Regions from separate parts of the Homo sapiens genome. Here region 2 is linked to region 1. A link is a contact called in ENCODE Hi-C or POLR2A ChIA-PET data. All regions are on one chromosome and are shown on one strand. The core of a region is the stretch at or near the end of the contact, and the rest is flanking DNA. Distances in the headings are between cores, read along the strand shown. Region 1 has its middle 8.2 kb from the start of MIR8071-2. Region 2 has its middle 60 kb from the start of MIR8071-2.

Region 1 (7,473 bases), core at 2,331-4,830:
CCGGAGGGGGCAGGAGGCTCGCCACCCCGCTGTGGTTTCTCTCCTAATCTCACCCTGGGTTTCTCTCACACTTGATGCAGATGATGTTTCTCTGACATTGTGGACTAAGAGTTGGTGCTGGAAGGGGTTAGCCATCTTGGAGATGTTGCTATGGGATGCAGGGATTTTGCGTGTGAGAAGGACATGATTATGGGGGGAACGGAGGGCAAACTGTCATGGGTTAAAATGTGTCCCCTATAAATTCATGTGTTGAAGTCCTAACCCCCAGGACCGCAGAATGTGACCTTGTCTGGAAACAGTCTTTGCAGCTGCAATCAAGTTCAGATGAGGTCACCCTGGAGTAGGGCAAGCCTCTGATCCAATATGACTGCTGTCCTCATGAAAAGGGGGAATCTGGGCACAGACAGCACGTGGGGAGAACGCCCTGTGAAGATGGTGCTGCTTCCATAAGCCAAGAGCACCAGAGACGGCCGGCAAAGCCCAGCAGCAAGGAGAGAGCCTGGGACAGAGTCTCCCATGACACAGAGGAGCCAGCCCCACCGAGGCCTCCATCCCAGATGCCCGGCCTCCAGAACCAGGACGGAATAAACGTCTGTTGTTTAAGCCACGCAGTCTGGGGTGCAGTGTTGCCAGGGCCACAGTTAACGGATACGAGTGTTGTCCTGAGCTGCCAGCCCCACAGGCTGCACGAGGCCTCCCTGCCCCAGCCCAGTGCAGACTCCCCAGCCCCCTGGGTGTGCCATGGGCAGTGGGGGGCCCCTCACTCCGTCCTCCCCCAGCCTGGGAGGTTGAGCCCATTATGAGCTCCATGGGGTGAAGCTGGAACGAGAGGCTGGGAGCCGACTGGGAGCCTGCGGCTGGAGGATGGATTTCCCCAGGGACCCACACGTGCACCTCCACCTGTCTCCTGGACATTCTCTCTGAGGGCAGGGCTGGTGCCAGCTCAGGGATCCAGCAGGGTCACAAGGGCAGGCCGGGTCCTTGTGGAGAGCACATTTAGTGGGAGGGACATGATTTCCCTTCAAAGTGCCCATTCTGGACGCTTCCCGTTCCATGCTGGACGCTTCCTCTTCCACGCTGGATGCTTCCTGTTCCACGCTGGATGCTTCCTGTTCCACGCTGGATGTTTCCTGTTACACTCTGGATGCTTCCTGTTCCACACTGGATGCTTCCTGTTCCATCCTGGATGCTTCCTGTTCCATGCTGGACATTTCCTGTTCCACTCTGGATGCTCCCTGTTCCATGCTGGATGCTTCCTGTTCCATGCTGGATGCTTCCTGTTCCATGCTGGACATTTCCTGTTCCACTCTGCATGCTTCCTGTTCCACTCTGGATGCTTCCTGTTCCACACTGGACGCTTCCTGCTCCACGCTGGACGCTTCCTGTTCCATGCTGGATGCTTCCCGTTACATTCTGGATGCTTCCCGTTCCATGCTGGACGCTTCCTGTTCCACGCTGGACGTTTCTTGTTCCACTCTGGATGCTTCCTGTTCCACGCTGGATGCTTCCTTTTCCACGCTGGACACTTCCTGTTCCGCGCTGGACACTTCCTGCTCCACACTGGACGCTTCCTGCTCCAGGCTGGACGCTTCCTGTTCCATGCTGGATGCTTCCTGTTACATTCTGGATGCTTCCCGTTCCATGCTGGACGCTTCCTGTTCCACGCTGGACGTTTCTTGTTCCACTCTGGATGCTTCCTGTTCCACGCTGGACGCTTCCCATTCCACTCTGGATGCTTCCTGTTCCATGCTGGACATTTCTTGTTCCACTCTGGATGCTTCCTGTTCCATGCTGGATGCTTCCTGTTCCATGCTGGATGCTTCCTGTTCCATGCTGGACGTTTCTTGTTCCACTCTGGATGCTTCCTGTTACATGCTGGATGCTTCCTGTTCCATGCTGGACGTTTCTTGTTCCACTCTGGATGCTTCCTGTTCCATGCTGGATGCTTCCTGTTACATTCTGGATGCTTCCTGTTCCATGCTGGACATTTCCTGTTCCACTCTGGATGCTTCCTGTTACATTCTTGATGCTTCCTGTTCCATGCTGGACATTTCCTGTTCCACTCTGGATGCTTCCTGTTACATTCTGGATGCTTCCTGTTCCATGCTGGACATTTCCTGTTCCACTCTGGATGCTTCCTGTTACATTCTGGATGCTTCCTGTTCCATGCTGGACATTTCCTGTTCCACTCTGGATGCTTCCTGTTACATTCTTGATGCTTCCTGTTCCATGCTGGACATTTCCTGTTCCACTCTGGATGCTTCCTGTTACATTCTGGATGCTTCCTGTTCCACTCTGGACGCTTCCCATTCCACTCTGGATGCTTCCTTTTCCATGCTGGACCTTTCTTGTTCCACTCTGGATGCTTCCTGTTCCATGCTGGATGCTTCCTTTTCCATTCCGGACACTTCCTATTCCATTCTGGACACTTCCTGTGCGACACCTCCTCGGGCTTTTGGTCTGCCCAGTCCCTCTGGCCTCATACCATCCCCCCTTACCTCCCACTTCCACGTTCGTCCTTCCTCAGCTCCTCCCTCTCTCTAGAGCTTCGGCCTGGCAAGGTCCCTCCTGATCTCAGTCCAGGCTCCCCCAGCACAGGTAGGAGACTTGCACCTGCCCTTGGACCTCCCCACCCTGCATGATGCCAGCATCCCCCAGGCCCCAGGGAGGCCCCATTTCTCTCTCTGCTTGTAGTCCAGTGGCCCTGGAGTGCCACTGCAACTCGGGTGTGCCCCTCGCCTCTGAGGAAGCTAAGTGCCCTAAGCTAAGCAGAGGCCATCCCCTCTGCTCAGCCCCAGGGCCCTGCCCCCTACCCCTTCCCCTCACCTGCACCACAGGCTCTGGCCAACTCTGCCCAGGCTCTGAATGGGCCCCTCTGGCTCCCCTCTGCTGCTACACTGCCCTGCACCACCTCCACTCAGCTTCAGTGTGTTCATCCACCTGTCCCACGTCCCCTCGGCCCCCAGGAGCACAGCTGGTGGCCCTGGCTCCTGGCAGCCCATCTTGTTCCTTCTGGAGCACCAGCCTCAGAAGCCTTCCTGTGCAGGGTCCACTCGGCCAGCCCTGGGACCCTCCTGGTCTCAAGCACACACATTCTCCCTGCAGCCAGACCTGCCCCTGCCTGTGAGCTCAGACCTGAGCCTTGGAACGCCTTCCCTTCTCCATCCCAGCTCGCCTTTGCCAGCTGCTCAGCGGGATGAACTCACACTCCCCTCCCTGCACCATGAGTGAGAGCCAGCTGGAGAGACGCCCAGGCCAAAGCAGCCACCAGGGCCCAGTGGGGGTCAGAAGCTTCAGGTGAGAGGCCCAGGTATTGAGAGGCTGAGACCACGGGCAGAATGGTCATAATCACTGCCAGTATCAGTCCAGCCCCAGGGACTCAGAGACAGAGAAAAGAGCAGTGAACAAGGTCCGGGCTCCCCACCTTCTCCCACGAGTATGGGGGCAGCCACCACCCCCATCCCCACACACCCATGAGGCAGCCTCGGCTGTGTCTGGACTCCCCCTTACCCTGTGACACAGAAACCACCAGAAGAAAAGGGAACTTCAGGAAGTAAGCGGTGCCGCCGGTTTCAATCCTGTTCTTAGTCTTTGCAGCGTGGAGTTCACACCCCTGGGGACCTGAGGGCCGAGCTGTGATTTCCTAGGAAGACAAATAGCAGCTGACGGCGTGGGCAAGTCTGCCCACATGTACCGCGCCAAAACAGGAAGGGCTGAGACCCCCACCTCGGTGAGTAGGGTCAGCACAGGGCAAGGGCACAGGCTCGGGAGGAGAAGGACAGAGCCTGGGTGCAGCCGTGGGCGCTCCTGGACCTCAGCTGCTGAACAGGCTACAAGAGGCTGGGGAGACGTGGGGGCAAGGCCAGCCCCACATGGAGACCCAAGCGGAGCCAGCACGGGGGAGGTGGGCAGCCTTCAGGCACCAACGCCCACCCAGTGCAAGATGACGGGGACCGTGGGCAGGGGCTTCCAAGCCAACAGGGCAGGACACACCAGAGGCTGACTGAGGCCTCCATGACGACCAGGCTGGGAGCACGAGGAACCTGACGGGATGCGGCAGAGCCGGCCGTGGGGTGATGCCAGCATGGGCAGGACCCACCTGAGCTGAGGAGGCAGTAGAACGAGGGAGGAGGAGAGGCCCCAGGTGAACGGAGGGGCTTGTCCAGGCCAGCAGCATCACTGGAGCCCAGGGCAGGGTCAGCAGTGCTGGCCGTGGGGCCCTCTCTCAGCCAGGACCAAGGACAGCAGGTGAGCCGGGAGCAGAGCAGGGAGGGTGAGTGTGGCAGCAGGACAGGAGGGTGGAAGCCAAGGAGCCCAGAGGCAGAGGCAGGGACAGGGGAGGCACAGGGGCTAGGCTCAGAGCCACCTGATGGCGCTGGGGCACCTGCTGGCGGGGAGCAGGGCTGTGGTCAGCAGCGGAGTGGAGGGGAGAGCTGTGCTGAGTGCACAGATGGGAGGAGGGAAGAGTCCAGGGAGGCCCAGAAAGGCCCAGAGTGCAGCAGGCCTGGGGCGAGGGGAGGGGTGAGGCTCCGTGCGTTCAGGGAGCTGACCCAGCAGAGCAGAGGCCACTGAGGAGCTGAGGTTCTGGAGAGGCTTCCAGAGCAGGAGCAGTGCAGGGACGGGAGGATCTGGGAGCTCACCCAGGAGGGGCACATGGGCAAGGGCAAGGGGCTCTGTTGGGGAGACCTGACTGGACACTGGGGCTGCTCCACAGCATAGGGAACAAGCCAAGTGCTGCAAAAACAAAAATGAGGCCAGAAAAACAGCCCAAACCTGGACAGAGGGTGCCAGGACAGGCAGGGGGGCAACAGTGACCTGAGTGACATTGCTGCCCGGGTTGAGGGAGGGCAGAGTGAGCAGGGGGCAGGCATTGGAGTTCAGGGTACCAGGACCGAGCAGCCACAGGTGAGCAGGGCAGGTGGGGGCAGAAGGAGCAGGGGGCACCTCCTGGAGCTCAGCAGACCAGGGCAGAGCAACTGAAGGTGAACAAGGGCAGGTGGGAGGCAGGATGAGCAGGGGGAAGACCCTGGAGCTCAGGGGACCAGGGCAGAGCAGCCTCAGGTGCCTCAGGTGAGCAGGGGCTGGTGGGTGGCAGGACGAGTAGGGGACAGCTCCTGGAGCTCAGGGGACCAGGACAGAGCATCAAGAGCTGAGCATGGCTAGTGGGAGGTGGGCGAACAGGGTGCAGCCCCTGGAACTCGGGACCAGGGCAGAGCAGCGGCAGGTGAGCACGGGCTGGTGGGAGGCAGGAGGAACAGGGGGCAGCTCTGGGACTTCAGGGGACCAGGGGAGGGCATCTGAAGGTGAACAGGGGCTGGTGGGGGCAGGAAGAGCAGGGGGAAGCCCCTGGAGCTCAGGGGACCAGGGCAGAGCAGCCACAGGTGAGCAGGGGCTGGTAGGAAGCAGGAGGAGCAGGGGACAGCCCCTGGAGCTCAGAGCACCAGGGCAGAGCACCCTCAGGTAAGCAGGGGCAGGTAGGAGGCAGGACGAGCAGGGGACAGCCCCTGGAGCTCAGGGGACAGAGGAGAGCATCAGAAGGTGAGCAGGACTGAGGCTTAGCCTCAGGGAATCAGAGCAGAGCAGCCACAGGTGAGCAGGGCCGGTGGGAGGCAGGACGAGCAGGGGACAGGCACTAGAGCTCAGGGCAAGGCAACCACAGGTGAGCAGGGCCGGTGGGAGGCATCACTCAGCTCCTAGATTTTGGCAGGAGCTGGGTAGTTGCTGGCAGCAGACAGCTGAGGGCTGGTGAAAGTGCAGTGCAGCCTCCTGGTGCCAGGAAGGGAGTGTGAGCCCATCCCACTGAGCAGTTGGCAAGGGTGAGCTGGGATGGAGAAGGGAAGGCATTCCAGGGCTCGGGGCTGAGCTCTCAGGCAGGGGCAGGTGTGGCTGCAGGGGGAATGTGTGCTTGAGACCAGGAGGGTCCCAGGGCTGGCCCCAGCGGACCCTAGGCAGGAAGGCCTCTGAGGCTGGCGCCCCAGAAGGAGCAAGATGGGCTGCCAGGAGCCAGGGCCACCAGCACAATGAAGCTGAGTGGAGGTGGTGCAGGGCAGTGTAGCAGCAGAGGGCTGCCAGAGGGGCCCATTCAGGGCCTGGGCAGAGTCAGCCAGAGCCTGTGGTGCAGGTGAGGGGAAGGGGTGGTGAGCGGGGCCCTGGGGCTGAGCAGAGGGGATGGCCTGGCTGAGGGCAGGGCACTTAGCCTCCTCAGAGGTCAGGGGCACACCCCACCTGCAGTGGGACTCCAGGGCCACTGGGCCAGCGGCAGAGAGAAATGGGGCCTCCCTGTGGCCTGGGGGTCCTGGCACCACGCAGGGTGGGGAGGGCCAAGGGCAGGTGCAAGGCTCCTACCTGTGCTGGGGGGCCTGGGTTGAGCCCAGCAGGGACCTTGCCGGGGGAAGCTCTGGAGAGAGGGAGGAGGTGGGCTGGTGGCCGAGAAGGCCAGGCCAGGGCTGGGAGGGTGAGGTTGTGGTGACTGAGCCTCCAGAAGTAATGCAGGACACTGGGAGGCAGGGGGCATCCAGGCACTCAGGGCCCTGACCTGGGCTGCTGCACACTGGGGCTAAGGGGAAAGGAGGGGAGAGGCTGAGGAGGAGGCTCCAGGAGGCTATTCCAAGGCAGGGGGTTCCGGGGCCCTGGGGCTGAAGGGCGCCGACCCTATGCAGTGTCTGGCCCCTCTGCTGCACAGAAGAAAAGGGCCTTGGAGGGCAGAGGGCAGGCTATGACCAGGGCCCTGGGCAAGTCAGGCCCACTCACTAGCGGAGGGCCACGCTGGGGCGGCAGGGTCAGGAGCTTCAGGGGACTCGGGGGACCCACGAGAAGCCATCTGAGAACAGTGTCCACTGGTCAAGCCAGGCACCCATAAAAGGCTGGAGTGGGGCCAATGGGCATGAGCCGTCCCTGAGGTGGCACCGATGGCCAGAGCTGAGGCCAAGCTAGAGGCCCTGGACTGTGCTGACTCCCGGCAGGCACAGAGCGCTGACCTGGCTGCCGAGCCCCGCCTCCTAGGCTGCAGGGGTGCCTGCAGAAGGGCACCACAGGGCCACCGGTCCTGCAAGCTTTCTGGGGCAGGCCGGGCCTGACTTTGGCTTTGGGGCAGGGAGGGGGCTAAGGTGACGCAGGTGGCGCCAGCCAGGTGCACACCCAATGCCCGTGAGCCCAGACACTGGACCCTGCCTGGACCCTCGCAGATAGACAAGAACCGAGGGGCCTCTGCGCCCTGGGCCCAGCTCTGTCCCACACCGCGGTCACATGGCACCACCTCTCTTGCAGCCTCCACCAAGGGCCCATCGGTCTTCCCCCTGGCGCCCTGCTCCAGGAGCACCTCCGAGAGCACAGCGGCCCTGGGCTGCCTGGTCAAGGACTACTTCCCCGAACCGGTGACGGTGTCGTGGAACTCAGGCGCTCTGACCAGCGGCGTGCACACCTTCCCGGCTGTCCTACAGTCCTCAGGACTCTACTCCCTCAGCAGCGTGGTGA
Region 2 (7,473 bases), core at 2,525-5,024, 52 kb before region 1:
TTGCCAGAACTCAGCCCTTTCAGACATCACCGACCCGCCCTTACTCACATGCCTTCCAGGTGCAATAAAGTGGCCCCAAGGAAAATGTTCACAGACTCTGAATGAGGAGACGGGGGTCAGGGAAAGGGTGGTGGCTTTAGACTGGAGAACGCCTGCTTCAAAGTCCCCCTGGGTGTCATGGTGGTCATGGTGGGCATGGACAGAGGGTACCCCTGGTCCCAAAATCAAGAAATGACCTGATCTTGAATGAGGCTGAGGCCCAAGGATGAATGCTGGATTCACCAGAGACCATGGCAAAGAAGCCTGCTCCTAAGAACTACATGGGATCCCTGTTCCTCATAACCTAGACAGCCCTGGTCCTCCTCACTGGGTCCTCATCCTGATCACAGGGCCCTGGTCCTGACCAGTGGGCCCGTTTACCGATCACTGAGCTCTGGTCCTACTACTTGGTCCCTGTTCCTGATCACTTAATTCTAGCCTTGATCACTGAGCCTTAGTCCTGATCACTGAGTCCTACTCCTGTTTTTGGCCCTGGACCTCATCACTCAGCCCTGGTCCTCATCACTCAGCCCCGGTCCTGGTCACTCAGCCCTGGTCCTCGTCACTGAGCCCTGGACCTCCTCACTCAGCCCTGGACCTCCTCACTCAGCCCTGGACCTCCTCACTCAGCCCTGGTCCTCATCACTCAGCCCTGGACCTCATCACTCAGCCCTGGTCCTCATCACTCAGCCCTGGACCTCCTCACTCAGCCCTGGACCTCATCACTCAGCCCTGGTCCTGGTCACTCAGCCCTGGACCTCGTCACTCAGCCCTGGACCTCGTCACTCAGCCCTGGACCTCGTCACTCAGCCCTGGTCCTCATCACTCAGCCCTGGACCTCATCACTCAGCCCTGGACCTCCTCACTCAGCCCTGGACCTCATCACTCAGCCCTGGACCTCCTCACTTAGCCCTGGACCTCGTCACTCAGCCCTGGTCCTGGTCACTCAGCCCTGGTCCTCATCACTCAGCCCTGGACCTCATCACTCAGCCCTGGTCCTCATCACTCAGCCCTGGTCCTGATCACCCAGCCCTGGTCCTGATCACTCAGTCCTGGTCCAGATCACACAGCCCTGGTCCTGATCACTCCATCCTAGTCCTCATCACTCAGCCCTGGTCCTGATCACCCAGCCCTGGTCCTGATCACTCAGTCCTGGTCCAGATCACTCAGCCCTGGTCCTGATCACTCAGCTCTGGTCCTGATTATTAGATCCTGATGCTAGTCACTGGGCACTGGGCACTGGGCCCTGATCCTAATCACTGAACCCTGCTCCTGATCAATGAACCCTGGCCCTGATCAAAGGGCTTTGCTCCTGATCACTGGGCCCTGGTCATGCTGTGTTCTGGTCCTTACCCCTGAACTCTGGTCCTGATTACTGAGTCTTGGTCCTGATCCCTGAGTCCTAGACTTGATCACTCAATTCCAGTCCTCATCAGTGGGCCCTGGTCGTGATCACTGAGCCCTGATCTGGATCACTAGGCTCTGGTCCTAACTCAGTCCTGGTCTGGATCGCTGAGTCTTGATCCTGATCACTGGGCCATGTTCTGGATCAATGAGCCCTGGCCCTGATCACTGGGCCCTGGTCCTGCTAACTATGCTCTGGTCCTGACCACTGAGCCCTTGTCCCAGTCAACAGTCAATAACTGAGCTCTGGTCCTAGTCAATAGTCAATCACTGAGCCCTGGTCCTGATCACTGGGTCCTGGTCCTGATCACTGGGTCCTGTTCTTATCCCTGAATCTTGGTCCTGATCACTGAGCCCTGGCCCTCATCACTGGGTCTTGTTCCTAATCACTGGGCTCTGGTTCTGACCAATGGCCCCTGGTTCTGGTCCCTGACTCCTGGTCCTGATCAATGGGCTCTGCTCTTGACTTCTGAGTCCTGGTGCTGATCATCCAGTCCTGGTCCTGATCACTGGGCCCTGATTCTAATCACTCAGACCTCCTTTTGATCACTGAACCCTAGTATTTATCACTGAGCCCTGATCCTGATCGTTGGGCCCTATTTCTGGTAACTGAGCTCTGATCCTGACCACTGACCTCTGTTCCTAATCACTGAGCCCTGGACCAGATCACTGGCCCCTGGTCCTGATCACTGGCCCCTGGACCTGATCACTGACCCTTGTTCCCGATTGCTGAGCCCTGGACCTGATCACTGAGCCCTGTTCCTGATCACTAACCCCTATTCCTGATCACTGAGCCCTGGTCCTGATTACTGAGCCCTGGACCCAGTCAATGACCCCTGTTCCTGATCACTGAGCCCTGGACCAAATCACTGAGCCCTGGACCAGATCACTGGGCCCTGGTCTTGATCACTGGGCCCTGGTCCTGATTACTGAGCCCTGATCCTGATCACTGGGCCCTGTTCCTGACCACTGAGCCCTGGACCAGACCGCGGATCCCTGTTCCTGATCACTGATCTCTGGTTCTTTAATTATGCATATTCATTTTGAAATCTGATTCCTTTTCTGAGCATGTATCAGTCTGACTAGACACTGAGTCCTGTCTGATTTCTGAGCCTTGGCCCTCATGAGTAAGTGACCTGCAGTGGTGGAGGGAGGCCTCCAGGGGAGCCGAGACCCTCTCAGTGCATGTACTCACTGGTAGATGAAGAAATGACCCCAATGACTTGCTCCATTTTTCCAGGCTCAGAGGGGTGTGTAGGCCCCAGGAGGACTTGGTGGCGAGAAGACCAGCCCAGGCCCTGTGAGCTACACCCAGCCCCAGCCCCTAAGGGGTCGCCAGGTCTCGACTTAGCACTGGGGAGGGGGTACAGTACAGGAGTGGGGACAGGAAGGTGAGGGGAGGCCATGCCGTTTGTATTCTCTTGCTTTTCTCTCTCTCCTGAAGCCTCTTGAATAGACCTGCAGAAATACCCAAAATAGCCCTGTGGGGTGGCTGAGTCATTGTGAACACAGCCCAGGTCAGGTGTTCCAGCCAGAGAACTGCTGTTCTGAGAAACATGCCCCAAAACCGAGACCTGGCCAGGTGTGCCTGGGGCCTGAGCGAGGGGCTGCAGCCACAGGTAGGCCCAGCCCCAACCAGCCCAGGGTCAGCTAGGGCTTTCCAGGTCCAGGGTTAGGCAGAGGTCAGCCAGGGTCAACCATGGTCTATCTGAGGGGAGAGACAAGAGACACAGAGACATAGAGAGAGAGAGAGACAGGGATGGGGAGAGACAAGAGAGACAGGAAAGGAGAGACAAAGACAGACACAGAGAGAGAGATGGGGATGGAGAGAGATAAGAGACAGGGACAGGGAGGGACAGAGGCGAGGCCAGTGACAGAGACAGAGTTACAAGAGACAGAAAGAGAGAGAGATGAGATGAGAGAGATAAGAAGAAACGGAGACAGAGATGGGAGAAAAAGAGAGGAGATGGGAACAGGGAAAAAGAGACATGGAGACAGACATGCAGAGAGAACACAACAGAGGCAGAGAACACACAGGGAGAGAAAGAGGCAGCAAGATGGGCCCAGGAACTCAGCTGCAAGCCCCTCTCACACAGTCACTCTCACAAACACACACCACGACTATTATACAACATTCACACACAAACACACAGAAACATACCCACGCTCACAGCCACACACTAAGTCACTGTCACATCCATACCCACACTCACACCCAAACACACATGGCCCAGGAGCAAATGGGGAGACCTCAGCCTGCAGCTGGGAGCGGCCGAGCGGGCGCTGGGCCAGAGTCGGGGCCTGTCTGTGGGTGGGGGGCACGGCAGCACGGGCCCACCTGCACCTACAAGGCCTGGCCCCCGAGGTCACTGGGCCACCACCCAGCCCTCGCCCTGTTCCCCGTCTGTGCTGGCCGGGGCAGGACTCTGAGCCTCCAGGAAACCTGCAGATCCACACAGGACCCGGAACATCGGGCTGGGGTGGGTAACAACATGGGAGAGGCGGGAGCAGGAGGTCCCAGGACCCTGCGCACTGCGACCCCAGCCCTGGGGGCTGAAGCCCAGGACAGCCTCAGGTCTCCCAGGAGGGACTGGACAGTGGGGGATGGTCAGAGAACAGGAGAGCCAGCAGGGTGCAGCCCGAGGACAGGGATGGACGCTGGGAGGTCAACAGGACAGGGGCAGGGGCCGTGGAGTGGGCGAAGGTCCTGGAGGGCCTAGAGAACCTGTGGGTCCGTGTTTGTGGGAAGGAGGCCAGGAGCAGCCCAGAGTGGCCAGGCTGGCAGGGGTGAGGAGGTGGGGGCAGTGAGGTGAGGGTGACCGAGCCAGTGAGGCCTCTGGCCAGGGAGGGGACCTTGGCTGGGCTCTGACTGAACCCAGGGCTCCTGGAGAAGGGGCCCCAGGCGGGGATGAGGATGTGGGCATCTGACTCCATCAACAATGGGGCTTCCAACACGCACAGCCTGGGCCTCGGAGACCTGGGCCCTGACCCGCCTCCCCCTGGCACTGGGCCGGGTGCCGTGTGTGGTCCCCAGTCCCCGCAGCACCTCCCCCACACTGGTCACGTTCCAGGGCCCCTCTGAAGCACCTGCTGTGAGGGGATGTGGGGAGGGGACAGGGACTTGGGCCTGAGCTGCCGGGTCGGGGGGGAGTCGGGGACCCAGGCTCAGCGTGTGGCTGGGGACCAGACAGATGGGGATGGAGGAGGACACGCCCTGTACCCACTGCCTGCCAAGGGGCTGGACCCACGCCCAGTCTAGGCCATGTCCCCCGAGGCCTGTGAACCTTCACTCTGAGCCACTAAAACATTCAGGAGCTTTGAAAGCAGCCCCCGTCCTTGTCACTATGCGATGACTCTGAGCATCACGCTGTCCCTGCTGGATCCACCCTCCAGCCCCAGCGAGGGAGGCTGGGCCCCGGGCAGCAGGTGGTGAGGGCAGCGGGCACAGCCACCCTACAGCACACACAGGGTCTCAGGGACGCGTCCACCACAGCCCGTGCACAGGCTCCTCACGGCACTGAGTTCACCCGGGGCGCGGGCCGTTTGTCCTCAGGAGTCCCGCTGTACCCTCCGCCCCCAGCCCTGTCCTGCTGAGGCTGCAGCTGGGTCCCGGGGCACAGGGCGGCCCTGAGCACTTTGTCATCTTGGTCCCTGTCGGGTGGGCTGCTGGCTGTCTGTGGAGCTGGCAGAGCCGCGGTTCAGCCTTGGAGGCCGGTCCTGGGGCCCAGCAGCCGTGGGGAGCACTGCCCAGTCCCGTGCCCACAGGGAATCACCTGGGCTGAGGAAGGGCCCACACGCCGACGGGATCGGGGTCAGGCAGCGCACGCCTGGCACCGAGATCCCACGTCCCGAAGTGGGGACACGGCCCAGGGGCACTGTTCCGGGAGGGTCTCAAGATGGGGTCTCCTATTTCAATCTTCACTCCTTCTGCACCTGTTAGCTGGGAACCTTCTAGAAGGAGGGGTGTCCTCAATCATGGGGTGGTTGTGAGCTGAGCACAGATCATGCAGGAAGGTACATGGCTTCTCCTTCACCAGGAAAACAGTGCAGAGAGACAGAGACACAGAGACAGAGACAGAGTAACAGAGAAAGAGAGACAGAGAGAGACACAGAGACAGAGACAGAGTAACAGAGATAGACAGAGAGACACAGAGACAGAGACAGAGTAACAGAGATAGAGAGACAGAGAGAGACACAGAGACAGAGTAACAGAGAAAGACAGAGAGACAGAGACAGAGACAGAGTAACAGAGAGACAGAAAGAGACAGAGACAGAGTAACAGAGATAGAGAGACAGAGAGAGAGATAGAGACAGAGGCAGGCACAGAGATAAGAAAGATACACAGAAACAGAGAGAGACAGAGATAGATAGTCACTGTCACATTCATACCCACGCTCACCTGCTCACACACTCACACACTCACCTCACACTCACACACACTCTCACACTCACAGTCACTTACACTCACACACAGTCACACACACACAGTCACACACACACTCACAAACACACTCACACACTCACACACACTCTCACACACACACTGAGCTTCCCTCAGGCCCTGTCACTTCCGATGGGGCCTACGGCCTGTCTAAGCCTCTGGGCCACCAGCCCCTGGCTCACCGGTGTGTGCCCACCACACCCCGCCTTGGGGGTCCCCTCTATGAGCTGGGCACATGCCCTCCGCTCTGTTCATGGCTGGCCTGGGGGAAACAGGGCCCACCCAAGGCCTGGCTCAGGGAAGGCCTCAAACACACATGGCCCAGGAGCAAAGGGGCAGAGCTCAGCCTGCAGCTGGGAGCGGGCAGGGGTAGTGGAGTGGGCAGAGGGCCTGGAGAACCTGCAGGGCTCCGATGTCTCTGGGAAGGGGGCCCAGGAGCAGCTCAGCGTGGCTGGGCCGGCAGGGGCGAGGAGGTGGGGGCCGTGAGGGAGGGGTGACTCGGCTGTGTGGGGTGCCGGGGGACACGGGCTTTGCTCCGGCTGAGCCCAGGCAGTGGCGAATCCCTGAGCTGCCAGGAGGAGAGCAGGGCCGGGGTCAGGCAGAGGTGGGCCGCGGGGCCGAGGGCTGCGGCCGGTCGGGAGCAGTCGGTCGGTTGAGGGCACCATTACATGGAGGGCTGTGAGACGGGAGACCCCATTCCCTTCATTCCTTGTGCACGTGTTAGTGAGGAAACTTCTAGAAGGAGGGCATTGCTCGTAGTGGGTGAGTGTGAGCACAGATCATGCAGGCTGGCGTGCTGCCGTGAAGTGCCTCTCTTTACTTTCCAGACCTCAGCATGGCAAGCCCGTCCTGCGCCCCAGGGTCTTTCTGGAGTACACGCCGCGCGGTCCTGGTGGGCACCATACCTGGCACCCACGCTTTGGCCGGGCCCGAACCTTGCGCCCTCCCAGCCCCCATGTGGCTCTCCCTTGGCCATACTGGCCTTTTGCCAGTCCTCCTACCTCACCCTAGGGTCTGCCTGGCCCTGCCCTCCCTTCCTAGCCCCCCAAGGAGGCTGGAGGGCACCCCTGCGTCCACCAGCAGCAGCTCCTCATGGGCGAGTCTCCTTGGGCCAGTGACACATAGTGTGCCCCGATGGTGCCACGGCAGCCTGGGCCCTCCGCCTTCCTGCTTGGCAGGCACCCCCGCTCCCTGCACCCTCACCGGGGCACCTGTGAGCCCTGAGGGCCAGTGGGGGTCTCACTGCTGCTCCCTCCCACAGCCTAGCCTCGGGCCTCAGGGCTCTGCATCCAAGCGGCCCAGGGCTCCCTGCGGTCTCAGCCCGAGTGGGCCTTTGAGCCTTCGCGTTCTCTGCAGGGTGGGACCTGCCCAAGGGCTGCTGAGGGCTTCCCAGGGGTCCTGTGGGTCCCACCTAGGGGCAAGCTGGTGAGGAAAGTGGGTCCTGCCATGGCGGCCGGGTGGGCTGAGTTTTCGGCATCTCTGGGCCCAACAGCAGGTCCCTGGAGCGGCGCCCACCCCTCCCCCAGGCAGGTGTGAGGGCTCTGATCTGTTTCTCCTTGAGTGACTCATTCTGGGCAGACTTGGCCCTC

Evidence for each region. A loop is a pair of places that touch in the nucleus more often than their neighbours do. ChIA-PET counts read pairs that join two places held with the same protein, here RNA polymerase II (POLR2A). Pooled maps may share reads with other maps.
Region 2: a loop to region 1 is called in a pooled map, with 1.8 times the contacts of the local background. The contact joins two enhancer-like sites. A Hi-C loop is called at or near these places in 1 of 37 single-sample maps with no recorded cell type and 1 of 50 pooled maps. POLR2A ChIA-PET finds 5 or more read pairs at or near these places in 1 of 52 experiments (common myeloid progenitor, CD34-positive).

What each region holds. Positions count from the first base shown.
Region 1 is chr14:105,644,583-105,652,055 of GRCh38, reverse strand. It overlaps IGH and IGHG2. Among named protein-coding and RNA genes, the nearest start is that of MIR8071-2, 8.2 kb to the right of the region's middle. Within about 2 kb of position 3,580, at least 2 of the 41 ENCODE cell types and tissues checked have a DNase peak (open chromatin) inside an H3K27ac peak, as active enhancers do.
Region 2 is chr14:105,696,573-105,704,045 of GRCh38, reverse strand. It overlaps IGH. Among named protein-coding and RNA genes, the nearest start is that of MIR8071-2, 60 kb to the right of the region's middle. RefSeq lists enhancers at 2,782-3,103, 7,392-7,473. Within about 2 kb of position 3,774, at least 5 of the 41 ENCODE cell types and tissues checked have a DNase peak (open chromatin) inside an H3K27ac peak, as active enhancers do.